3 separate regions of the Mus musculus genome follow, and all the other regions are linked to region 3. The links are chromatin contacts, found by Hi-C or POLR2A ChIA-PET in ENCODE. All regions are on one chromosome and are shown on one strand. Each heading gives the region's core, a stretch centred on a gene start or an enhancer-like site at or near the end of the contact. The rest is flanking DNA. Distances are from core to core; before and after follow the strand shown. Region 1 holds the start of Exosc6 (exosome component 6). Region 2 holds the start of Sf3b3 (splicing factor 3b, subunit 3). Region 3 overlaps St3gal2 (ST3 beta-galactoside alpha-2,3-sialyltransferase 2).

What was found. A loop is a pair of places that touch in the nucleus more often than their neighbours do. ChIA-PET counts read pairs that join two places held with the same protein, here RNA polymerase II (POLR2A).
Region 1: POLR2A ChIA-PET joins it to region 3 with 16 read pairs in embryonic stem cell. The contact joins the promoter of Exosc6 here to the enhancer-like site in region 3. A Hi-C loop is called at or near these places in 6 of 37 maps with a recorded cell type or tissue (T-helper 1 cell, T-helper 17 cell, left cerebral cortex and 3 more). POLR2A ChIA-PET finds 5 or more read pairs at or near these places in 4 of 5 experiments (Patski and embryonic stem cell).
Region 2: POLR2A ChIA-PET joins it to region 3 with 27 read pairs in embryonic stem cell. The contact joins the promoter of Sf3b3 here to the enhancer-like site in region 3. A Hi-C loop is called at or near these places in 7 of 37 maps with a recorded cell type or tissue (T-helper 1 cell, T-helper 17 cell, left cerebral cortex and 1 more). POLR2A ChIA-PET finds 5 or more read pairs at or near these places in 3 of 5 experiments (all embryonic stem cell).

The regions. Positions count from the first base shown.
Region 1 is chr8:111,054,638-111,059,029 of GRCm38, forward strand. It overlaps Exosc6 (exosome component 6), which reads left to right and starts at 1,702. Exons shown (of 1, transcript NM_028274.4): 1 at 1,702-3,027. The coding sequence starts at 1,734. The coding sequence ends at 2,555. Aars (alanyl-tRNA synthetase) reads left to right here. Exons shown (of 21, transcript NM_146217.4): 21 at 382-932. The coding sequence ends at 567. Gm38523 reads right to left here. Exons shown (of 5, transcript XM_011248573.3): 5 at 4,060-4,306. The coding sequence ends at 4,283.
Region 2 is chr8:110,845,362-110,849,187 of GRCm38, forward strand. Sf3b3 (splicing factor 3b, subunit 3) reads right to left here and starts at 1,442. Exons shown (of 26, transcript NM_133953.2): 1 at 1,314-1,442. Cog4 (component of oligomeric golgi complex 4) reads left to right here and starts at 1,663. Exons shown (of 19, transcript NM_133973.2): 1 at 1,663-1,848. The coding sequence starts at 1,690.
Region 3 is chr8:110,968,465-110,972,462 of GRCm38, forward strand. St3gal2 (ST3 beta-galactoside alpha-2,3-sialyltransferase 2) reads left to right here. Exons shown (of 7, transcript NM_009179.3): 5 at 724-769; 6 at 1,080-1,199; 7 at 1,638-3,998. The coding sequence ends at 1,811. Among named protein-coding and RNA genes, the nearest start is that of Gm51551, 19 kb to the right of the region's middle. Within about 2 kb of position 1,872, at least 1 of the 3 ENCODE cell types and tissues checked has a DNase peak (open chromatin) inside an H3K27ac peak, as active enhancers do.

The sequences.
Region 1 (4,392 bases), core at 452-2,951, 86 kb after region 3:
AGTCCCAGTCTAAAAGCCTGCAAACCCGTATGCCAGTGGGAAACCCTGCCTGTGGCTCCTCAAGGAGGGCTTCTTCACAGCATTTGCCAAGACTGTTTGTGTGCACGCAGTCCTCACTAGAAACTGTTGATCTGTCTATCATTTGTCGCCTCCTGCGGCACCTTTACCCCTCGGGCTTTCTTTTGGTGAAAGACTTCACTCCTGGCTAATGCCTGGCTTTGCTCTCTGTCCTCACTTTGGCAGTAGCCATAGCTGCTCTCCTGTGCCAGCTATAGTGTTAGTCTGTGGTAGCATCACACATGATACAAATGGATGTTGGGGGCGCCTGCCATTCCCCCCTCAATCCCATTCTGACTACCATTTTCCCCTCCTATCTCCTAGAATGCAGCCAACCGGGGACTGAAAGCCAGCGAGTGGGTCCAGCAGGTTTCAGGCCTGATGGATGGTAAAGGCGGTGGCAAGGACATGTCCGCCCAGGCCACAGGCAAGAACGTGGGCTGCCTTCAGGAAGCACTGCAGCTGGCTACCTCCTTTGCCCAGCTCCGTCTGGGAGATGTGAAGAACTGATGGGAGGGAAGCCCTCTCGGGAAAGCAACTCGCCATCAACCAGACATGTCCGAAGGCGGGAATTCAGCCAGGAGCTCTCCTCCCGCCACGAAGACATTGGAGTCATGGGACCTCTCAGCAGCCCTGTCCGTCCTGATCCAGCGGTAATGGGAACACGCCTGGAGCTGTCCTGTGATTCATTGCCCCCCTCCATTACTGCTCTGAGCCCATTCATGTCAGCACCATCTGTCTAAAATCACTACCCAGGAATGCTTTTTAACGTCATGATCACATCTAGATGAGGTCACTCTGCCAGCCTGAGGCTTTAGGTCTGCAGAGGAAGGAAGCCTTTTCTCTGCAGAAAATAAAAAGGACCATGTGCAATACTTGGTGATGTCATGCGCTCTGCTTCTTGTCCTGAGGTGAGCCCTGGCTCCTGTATATCTGTTACGGTTCCAGCCTGTTTCTGGTTGATGGTATCACCGAATAGACTCCCAGACTCCTGAAAGTTCAGGAAATTCAATAGAAGGGTGGAGGAAAATAATTCTGAGTTGCTTCCAGTGGAGAACCACTGTTCTTAGTCTCTTAGGACAACCTCCACCATGCCTGTCCACATGCCTGTTTGAGGCTGCTGATATGAGGTCAGACAACTGATATAGGCAGTATGAACATGTAGGTGTGTCCTACTAACTGCCCCACCCCTACTGCTTTAACCTAAAGTAGGTTCAAGACCCTGGCCCAGCCCTAAAATGCAATTTGTATGAATCTACAAACAGCAGGGTCTGGAAGCAGAGATACTGTCTGCTTATGACAGTTCCTCAGAGTGTTAGAAATATCTAGTTGTACAAAGAGAGATACCGTCCATTTATTAAACAAGTGTTGAAGCAGCCAGAGGACTAATTGCACGAGTAAACAAAAACCTCTCACCTTGGGCAAGCTTATGTGAAACAGTCTGAATGCAAACTTCTAGGAATAACAACAGATCCGTTCCTTAGGACTAGCTAAAGTACCAGCATAGGAGTCCAGCTATACCTCGCCGTTCTTCCTCCACTCCGCTAGGTGGCAGCGCGCACACCTACCGCTCTCCCGATAGGCTCTGCGCGGGCGCGCATCTTTAAGCGAGCGGAAGAGCCGGGTGCGCAAGGGCAGCCCAGCAGGCGGAAGTAGCTCGCACGCCGGTAGCCGCCATGCCGGGAGACCATCGCCGCATCCGCGGGCCGGAGGAGTCTCAGCCGCCGCAGCTGTACGCGGCCGAAGACGACGAGACGCCCGCTGCTCGCGACCCGACGCGGCTCCGCCCGGTGTACGCGCGCGCCGGGCTGCTGAGCCAGGCCAAGGGCTCCGCCTACCTGGAGGCGGGCGGGACCAAGGTGCTGTGCGCCGTGTCCGGTCCGCGGCAGGCCGAGGGCGGCGAGCGCGGCAGCGGCCCTGCGGGAGCGGGCGGGGAAGCTCCCGCTGCCCTCCGGGGTCGCCTGCTCTGCGATTTCCGCCGCGCTCCCTTCTCCGGTCGCCGGCGTCGCGCGCCCCAGGGCGGCGGCGGGGAGGATCGCGAGCTGGGACTGGCGCTACAGGAGGCTCTGGAGCCCGCCGTGCGCCTGGGGCGCTACCCGCGTGCTCAGCTCGAGGTGTCGGCGCTGCTGCTGGAGGACGGCGGCTGTGCGCTGGCCGCGGCGCTCACCGCGGCCGCGCTCGCCCTGGCCGACGCGGGAGTGGAGATGTACGATCTGGTGGTGGGCTGCGGCCTGAGCCTCACCCCGGGACCCTCCCCGACCTGGCTGCTGGACCCCACGCGGCTGGAGGAGGAGCACTCCGCGGCCGGTCTCACGGTGGCCCTCATGCCTGTGCTCAATCAGGTGGCCGGGTTACTGGGCAGTGGGGAAGGCGGGCAGACTGAGAGTTGGACCGATGCTGTGCGCCTGGGCCTGGAGGGCTGCCAGCGCCTCTACCCAGTGCTGCAGCAGTGTTTGGTGCGGGCTGCCCGCCGGAGGGGTGCCGCCGCCCCACCCTGATTGGAAAAAACCGGAGCGACGAGGATTCGAGGACTGCTATCGCCCTTCTCTCCCTAAAGGACCAAGCGCTGATGGTCGCCTGACTCCGCAGAGCTGAGAAACGAAGAGTGGGGCAGTTGGGCGCACAGAACCAAAGCACTGGACAGCTCTGTTGGAAAGGTTTAAAAGGCCGTTGGAAACACGATCCAGTTGGAGAGATTTGAAAGCAGCCATACTCCCAAGTTGGAAAGGACTTGGGCTGGATTTACCTAGTAAATGAGATAAGGGGCTATGGTCTTGTAGGAGATGGACCCAGTGCAGGCCAGCCATTGGCTCCAATACATAATAAACTGATTCTTTTGAGAGGATGGACCAGGGGACTTTGCCTTCTCACTACTCAGAGTAAAACATAAAAACTATTTTATGACTGGAAATACATCTGTTGTGTTTTTTCTTGATACTAGAGTTAGAAACAATGCTGTTCTGAACTGGGTGTGTGTTGAGTCTGTGTTTTCAAGGGCTCCGAGTCATTACTGCCTTAAGTGTTCATATTAGCCCACTGTAACTAAGAAGGGGTGATGTGCTTTGTAGGAGAAACCTCGTGCCCTGGAGCATTGTCTGGGGCAGCTGCTGAGGTGATAAGTCTGAGGAGACTCCAGGACAGCCAGGGCTACACACAGAAACCCCTGTTTTTTGGGGGTGGGGGGAGGGAACTGGAGAGAGTTAAAAGAAGTTCTGGTGCCCCCCTATCCTTTCCTTTAGGACAAAATCATGTCTAGGAGTTGGGTAACTGAAGGATTATGCTCTGGAAGGACGCCCAGTCCCATCCTGGTGTCCTGTCCAGGCTTGGCTCCTGGCACTAAGGCTCAGTGCAGCAATGGACTACTCAAATGGGGACCACCTAAATACTGTGGCATCGCTTACAGCCTGGCTATTCCATAAGGCAGAGCGGGCCTGACCAGGATTATAGGGGCTTTTCTTCACTTAGGGTTGAATTGGAGGAAGCTGTGTGGCACTTATTAAGTAAGGGGTTACTTAATAAGTGTCAAGAAAAAAGTATACATTTTGGCTGGGTGGTGGTGGTACACGCCTTTAATCCCAGCACAAGAGGTTGGTTAGGTTAGCACACACAACCTTACAGCTTGGTGTCACTGTAGGGATGCAAGTGTGTTTCACTACTGTGGCTGCAGAAAAATTGACACACTACCAAGTTTAGTGGTGCGTGGGCAAGGAAGCAACCTTCATTTTGTGAGAGCCAACAGTGTTCACTGGGTTCAGGGCCCTGTCAGGTGCCTCCTGCAAGACCACCACAGTTGAATGAAAATAAAGAGATACTATACTGCTAATCTATGGGGCTTCCCTACCCTGCCCTCAGCAGGACTCATGGAAAAGACCTCAGGAGTTAAATCCACAACCACTGGGAGGTTTCCTGGGTGCTTCAGCACTTTTTTTTTTTTTTTTTTTTTTTTGAGACAGGGTTTCTCTGTGTAGCCCTGGCTGTCCTGGAACTCACTCTGTAGTCCAGGCTGGCCTCGAACCCAGAAATCTGCCTGCCTCTGCCTCCTGAGTGCTGGGATCAAAGGCGTGCGCCACCAACGCCAGCACTTCAGCACTTTCAATGCCCAAGCGCCAGAAAGGTGACTTCAAGTTTCAAGGGAGTGACTTCCAAAAATACAAGGCAAGAAAACAGGCCACTTAAGTACCAGCTGAACAAAGTCTGGAAGGTTTCCCACCTCCTACTGGCTACACTAGTCCGATGCTGGATTCTTCACCTGTAAAGAATAGAGGGGCTGGTTTAGAGAGCAGGAGGCACAACCTGGGAAAGATGGCTAAAATGTGCTCAAATCTAGTTCTTCCA
Region 2 (3,826 bases), core at 192-2,691, 120 kb before region 3:
TAGCTGTAGTTCAAGGGTCTACACATCCACATTATTCAAGGCTCTAAAAACCTCAGATTCATTTCCCAGAGACCCCATTCTCTCTCTGGGTTATAAATCTTACCAAACTTACATCTTTCCATATGCTTATATATGTGCATGTTCAAGAACATATATTTATTGCATATTTTATGTGCTGTCTTTAACCAAAGGATGAATTTTTTTGAGAAACCAACAAGACAGCTTTCTGCTACAGATACCGAGAATCTTACTCAATGCCTACACTATAATTCAGTTAGCGAAACTGTTAACGCTACATATAAGCAAATGAAGTTATACCTCTAAGATTTAGTCCTAAAATACCTAATAAACTAATATCTCTAAGGCTTATCCCTAAAGGTTGAACTGGCACTGGCAGCTTGAGGGTAGAGGACCTCACAATTTACAAGGCTGTCACGGATGAGTTCCGGCTGCACCATAAGCAGCGAACGTGATGTTATGACTTTGGACATTTGCTTTAACAGGGGGGAAGATGGTACCTTGCCTCGTAAGGCTCTGTATGCAGAATTTCGTGTTTGAGGCTACGAGAAGGAAACCTATGGCCTTGGGCAAGTGCTCTCTACCATTAGGTTTGGAGGATTAAAATGAGCACCTACTCACTCAACACCAAAACAAACGGATCTCCTGGCTTACTGAAGAGGTGCTTCCTGGAGGAATATCCGGTATCAGGTAACCGTAACAGCCAAACCGTGGAAAGCTTCCTCCCCCGCCTCTGCCTATAATCTCCGGTTCCACCATCACCTCCTTTTTATCTTGCACAGTCTTCAAATGGGTACTATTAGCCTTCGGGTTTTTTTTTTCTTTCTTTTACAGTAAACAGAGGTTCAGAGGAGAAACAACATTTTGCCTAACTACCAAATGCACAAGTTCAAACCAGATCCCCGGCTCCCGGGCGGTTTCTGATAGTTGCACATTTTGAACAAACAGAATTTTTACCCCTTGCTGATTGAATAGTCTTTCAATCTCGAGTCTTCCTATGCAGCCTCGGTGGGACTCCCACTTCCTCAACCTCCCCCGCGTGGTGGAAATACACGAGTGTGCCACCACGTTAAACTCGCAAGCCTTAAAGGACTCGTTCCCACTCTGAAGACACAAGTGGGCGAAGAGTCCACGAGGCCATTTGCCCACGGCAAGCATTTCCCTAACCTCACGCCTACCGAACCTCTCGGGCCTAAAACTGCCCCTGCGGCTCCGGCCGAGGTGCCGGGCAGCTCTCTCCTATGAGCGCTCTCCACTTCCTCCGCGACAGAGAAGCTGGGAGGCCACTTCTTTACCCTGCTGCAAGAAGGATGGCTTCGGTACCCGACGGATGCTGAATCGCTTCAAGGCCTAAGCCACCGCCACTGCCGATCCGCCGGCGTCCGCCATTAGCCTTCAAGACGGGCCTTCGGGTGCCGCGCGACGGGAAAAAGGTATCTAGCCCCCGCCTGATAAATAGATGTAAATTTGGGATGTTTTCATCTTGCACCTGAAGACTAATGAGTTATCTAAAATTTATACGTTACGGTAAGTTTTCTGTAAAATAGAAGGTTAGTTTTAAAAATAGACTTCCAATGGTTTTGATCGGGCATATCTGTGGGCAGCCCCAAAGGTCACCGCGCCAACGCAGAGGGGACCTCGCAAGCCCGGAAGCGCCCACCGGGAGCCAAGATGGCGGAGGTGGAGTCTCCGCTGAAATTGTCAGGAGCTCCTCCGCCACCGGAGGGGGTGGGAGGAGGACACTGCTCCGAAATCTCCACCGAGCTCATTCGCTCTCTGACAGAGCTGCAGGAGCTGGAAGCTGTGTACGAACGACTCTGTGGCGAGGAGGTGGGGAGCTGAACCTCCTTTTTCCTGGAGGATCCGGTGGCAGAGGGCATCACGGGTGTCGATCGCTTTACCAGGGAAAACGAGAAAGCAGCTTCCCAAGAGGCTTTAATGTAGTTGGGCATTTGGGTACACCTGTCAGTTCTACTCAAGCTTATTTGACCTGTTACCTGGACTACTTCCTTGGTCTGCCTCCGTATTGATTTCCCTGACGAGTAAAACTGGAAGTGGTGTGTGTGTGTGCGCGTACATGTATGTATTACATGCACACATACATATGTGTATACCGAATTGGCTTGACTTCAGAATAAGAATTGCTTTGGCTTGGGAAGTGAAAAGTTACGAAAGTTTCTTCTCGACTCATTTAAAGGAGAAGTTCCTTTCTATTTAGCTTGAAGGTCTAAGACTTTTTCTCTTGGAAGAAATGATTATGTGTGTATTTTTAGCATTTCAGTTAAGTGTAGGCATTTGGATGTTTTCTTATTTTGAGACGGCCTCGGTGTTGCCCATATTGTCTTCAAATTGGCTACCTTCCTAGAGCAACCTCTCAAGCTACTGGCATTATAGGCGAGCTCACAACTCCCTAGAAGTTTGAAATCTCCCTGTTAGGACTTTGAAGTTTTAAGACTAAGGCGCAGCTGTCTGGTCTCGGACAAGTGATTTCATCTCTTGTACCTCGGATGTGTGGTCAATCAAGTAACAGGTGTGGAAAGGATTCGGCTTCCTTTCTATTAATAGCATGCTATATCTCTTTATATACGTTTGTTTCTTTTCCATGGCAGTCTGGTGCTGTCAGTTCGTGGATGGATTCCTTGCAAGTCAGAAGATGTAACCTCTCACCTAAAAACCTTGGCAGCTGTTTTTCCCAGGGAACTTTTTTTTTTTTTCTTTTTAGATAGGCTCTAACTATCTAGCCCTACCTGGCCTGCAACTCACTATGTAGACCAGGCTTGCAGTGAACTCAGTAATCTGCCTGCCGCTGTCACTCAAGTGCTGGGATTAATGTCATGCAGCTCTCAAAGCGCTCTGAATAGAGGAAAAGAGAGTTGTTACTACCTTTGAATGTTTTCAAGTACTGCCTTGCATCTGCTCCAGCAGTTCCCACACAAGTAGTGGTTTAAAGTTGAGTGCTCTTGACTTAACATTCCTAAGTCTATATTCTTTGAAGCAATTAATACATTGGGGAAATTTTTGCGGTCTTATAAAATGTAGTAGCGTTGGCTTTGTGTTTGTTTTTAATGACTGCAAATTTTCCTCTGCATCCGTCTTAAGACTGCCTTTATTAAACTATTTAGCTAAGACTGTGGAACTGTTTTCTGCACACTGTGTTATGTGCCTTTATTATCCTGTTTTATTTGCACAGAAATCCTATAAGGTACATATTGAAATCCGATGAGGTACATATTGCTCTCCTTACTTCATAGGAAAAAAAAACCAGAAATTGAGCTAAATATGCTGTATACCTGTAATCCCAGCATGCAAGAGGCTGAAGCAATAGGATCTAAAATTCATGAACTACACAAAACTCCTGTCTCAAAGGTGCATAAATTGAGGTAGCACAATAAATAAATAGCTTCACTGGCGTAGAAATATAATCACCCCCTCTGAACACTAAGTATGCAGAAAGAAGGGATTAAAAAAAAAGAAATTTATGGTCTCTTTGGCAATTTCATTTCTTTAGCTACTATATTTTATTTTGTTCCTTTTAAAAGTGTATGTGTATGAGGAAGCAAGTGTGTCATAGCACAAGTGTAGAAGTTGGGGGACAACTTCAAAATTGCTGTGTGAATGCAGACGATCAAATTCTAGTCATCAGACTTGGAGGGAGGAGTCCTCCTCCAGTCCTTGTTTTGATTCTGAGACAGGATCTCAAATTGCCTACATGGTCAAAACTGGCATTTACTTCTGTTCCTCCTGCCCGCCTCCTGAATGTGGAATAACAAGGGAACATCACACATCTGGATGAGCCACTACATTTTAT
Region 3 (3,998 bases), core at 622-3,121:
AGCTTTATTTGATTTGTTTTGTTTTTGTTTTTTTTTCTTCGAGACAGGGTTTCTCTGTATAGCCCTGGCTGTCCTGGAACTCACTTTGTAGACCAGGCTGGCCTTGAACTCAGAGATCCACCTGCCTCTGCCTCCCAAGTGCTGGGATTAAAGTAAAAAAAAATTTTTTTTAAAGTAGTAAGAAGGCCAAAAGTGGTTTAGCAATGGCTTACTCCTTATGCCTTGCTCAGTCTACTTTCTTATAGAAGCCAGAGCCACCGGCCTAGGGGTGGCTCCACCTACAATGGACTGGACCCTCCTATCAGTCACTAATTAAGAAAATGCCTCACAGCTAGATCTTATGGAGGCATCTTCTTAATTGAGGTTCTCCCCTCTCAGATGCCGCTAGCTTGCGTCAGGTTGACATAAAAAGTAGGCACACACACACACACACACACACACACACACACACACACACACACGGCGAGTTTGAGATCAGCTATTCCAAATGCTGAGTTTCCCAACAGAGAGCTTAGGGGAGAAAGGGTGAAACTGCAAGTTCCTAGGCTTGACTAGAGGATCCCAATTTTATCCCGAAAGCCACTGAAGGTTTTTATCATGGCCCTGCAGTGGCGAACATGCAACGGGAATAGGTCAGTCTAGAAATTGTGAGGGTGTCACTATTTGGTCATCAGGAGCAAATGTGTTGCCATCTGAAAGGTTTTTTTTCCTGTTTTCTTGCAGCACCTATGCCCCAGTGAAGTCCTTCCTTCGAGTGGACAAAGAGAAGGTAAGTTCTCTACCCCCTGTCTTTTGACTCTCACCACCATGGAAATTATGCTGGCTTATTCAAGCGATGCCAAGAGAGTGAGTGAGTTTTAGGATGGCCAGAGCTACCCAAGAGAAATCCTGTCCTGGGGGTGCAGGGGGAGGGGGCAGGTGTGGGATCTGCATCTGCTGGTATGCCTGACCCCTACAATGAACACAAGAACCTAGGAATACCCATGTGCTGCATTCCCGAGGAACTGCTAGAAGCTGTTCAGAGCCTGGCCCAAATCTCCAGACCTCCAAGCCCTTCATGTACCTTTCTCTCCTTGCAGGTCCAGATTTACAACCCAGCCTTCTTCAAGTACATTCACGACAGGTGGACCGAGCACCACGGGCGCTACCCTTCCACAGGAATGCTGGTGCTCTTCTTTGCACTACATGTGTGTGATGAGGTAGGCAGTCGGTGTTGTCTAGAGCAGAATTAGGAGAACCATAAACAGAGGAAACAGCCCTTTCCCCATCTTAGCTGTGGTTCCCGGGAAGTAGTTTTTGTAAACAGAAACCATGTTTTTTCATATCTGTTATTCCTATAAACAATATTTTTGCATTTCCCATCGTCATTACCTTTTAAGATTTACTAACAAAACTACTTCATTTAAAAGGCACATTTTTAGCAGGGTCATGGTGGCACCTGTAATCAGATACGGAGAGTTTGAGACAGGAGCAGCGTTTGAGGCCAACCTGGGCTACATAAGACCCAGTCGTGAAAAAGCGAAACACAAATGAGAAAGAGACAGAAGTCCCCTCTGAGTCAGTGCCCTTATGTCAGGCCTGGGTGTCCCCAACCACGCCCCCGACTCCCAGTGACCCCTGTGCCACCCTCCTCACAGGTGAACGTGTATGGGTTCGGGGCCGACAGTCGAGGCAACTGGCACCACTACTGGGAGAACAACCGGTACGCGGGCGAGTTCCGGAAGACAGGCGTGCATGACGCCGACTTCGAAGCCCACATCATCGACATGCTGGCCAAGGCCAGCAAGATCGAGGTCTACCGAGGGAACTGAGCGGCCCTGAGCGCCTTCAGAACCAGTCACTTCTGGGTCCGGCAAGCGCCGGTTGCAGCCCACCAATCAGACTGCGCCGTCCCCAGCAACCAATCAGTGCTGCAGTTGGGAGGAGCTTCTTTCTTAGCCAATCACGCAACTCAAGGAGAATTTCCGGCGCCGCCGTCTCCACCAATCATGGCCTTGGGAGGCGGCGGGCCTCGACCCCCTCCCCTAAACCTGCTTTGGATAAGAATTTTGATGCTTTTTAAGAGGCGGGTCTGGGGCTGGGCAGGAGCGCCTTGAACTGCTCATTTCCAGCTTAGGCCGGGTGGGTGAGTGAAGCCATCCAAAGAAATGTGGTTCCGGTGAGACACTCTCCAGGGCTTTCCGTGGCGCACCAGGTAGTAGGGGGTTGAATTCACCCCCTGTTGGGTTGATCTCCCTAGGGCCTCACTAGTGTCAGGAACGGGTAGGAAGCTTCACCGGGTCACATGCAAGGTGCTTCTCTCACATGTGCCCTCACTCCTGTCTCCTACCACCTTCTCAGCGTCTGTCCTTAGGTCCTGGGCCTCCTCTCCAGCTCACCTGTTGATTCGGAGACAAAGTGAGACCACCCTGACTCGGCTGCTTTTGCTCTCCCACACGTGACCCGTGTCTTTAGCCCTAAGGCGCGAGAGAGCAACACGGTTGGACAGTTGGCTGGAAAGGAGATCCCTGAGCATGTACCGTTTTCTTTCATTGTCACCCCAAAGAGGAGCAGGCAGCCTCTTGCTTGGGGGTAGGATTTGCTTTGGACTCATGCTTTAGTTACCCTCAAGCTGCCAGGGATGGCGATCCAACCAAGATTGCTTGACAATTGTTTGCGGGGCCTCGCGCAGATGGCTCGGAGCTTTGCTGGGGAGGAGCGGATTGGTGGCTGCCCTGCATGCCTCCTCCTGTCCGCACCTTTACCCTGCTTACTCGCCTGTTCTAACCTACTCTCCAGCTCCAGAAGGGCCGCTCAGTCAAGAATCAGGGGTTACAACTGGAAGCTACTTGCATGACTTGGTCACAGTTGAGGTTCACTGGGAGAAAGGGCTTCAGTGAATGTCTCAGGCCGCAGAAAACACGTCCCTGCTGCAGCGTCCACATAAATATTTCCCATTCTTAATGAGTTCACATTACCAAGCAGCCTGGTTGGGGGACAGTCACACATAAGGGAGAGTGTTAAGAGGTTTGGGATGAGGCAACAACCCTAAAAACTAATACATGGAGAACTTTGCTCGAGTCTGTTCCTTCCCAGTTTCAAAAGCACGGGTGGAGGAAAAAAAAAAAGGGAGGGGCGTATAGCAGAACCTCTCAGGGCTCGAACCATCGCACATAGTCACCGTTCCAGTTTTTGCCTGTCTCATCTCTGCTCTCAAGCTGCTGTGATGAGAAACGGGAAAGCAATGCAATTATGCCAAACAGTATTGAGAAGAGTAATTTATTTTTCTTCCCTTTGTTTTGTTTAAATCATGAATCCCCATTCTAGAAAAGGTAGGTCCCAGAATCTACATCTTTTTCTTCTAGAGTTATTTAAACATTCAACTTTCCCTTCCGTTTCTTTCCCTGAATTAAAAAGAACAAAGCCCATAGAGTCACTCATCTGTTCTGAACTGCACCATCCTAGGTGTCTAAGGAGGTAAGGGTGTTTGGGAGAACAACACAACTCTGATACCCTCTTACGGCTGAGGAGTCTAGTTCATGGGCTCTGTTCACTGAAGTCCCCCCTAAGGACTCTGAGTATTATGGTTTAAAAAAAAAAATCAACTTATTATGTCAGGCATGGTGGCATGTGCCCTTAATCCTAGCAGTTGAGAGGCTGAGGGGCAGGAAAAGAAGTTAAAGGCTAGCCTCAGCTACATGGTAACTTTCAAACTAACCTGGGCTACATGAGACCTTTCTTAAGGGGGAAAAAAAGGAGCAAAAAATCTCTAGTGAGTTCTCTCACGAGTTCTGACATTTTTCTGCTTAGCCCAATCGTGCTGTGTGGCCCACAGCTTGTTGCCAGTACAAAGTGCTATGCAAAGGAAGAGTTCTCTGGGAGAGCTGCGGAGGGCAGATAGTGCCTCTCTGAGTTTTGCCTGTCACTAAGGATAAATGCTTAAACTTCAGTAGGGTAACTGGAAAACAGGGGGGAATGTTGGGTCTGCACCTTAAACTACTCACTAAAATAGGTCGTAT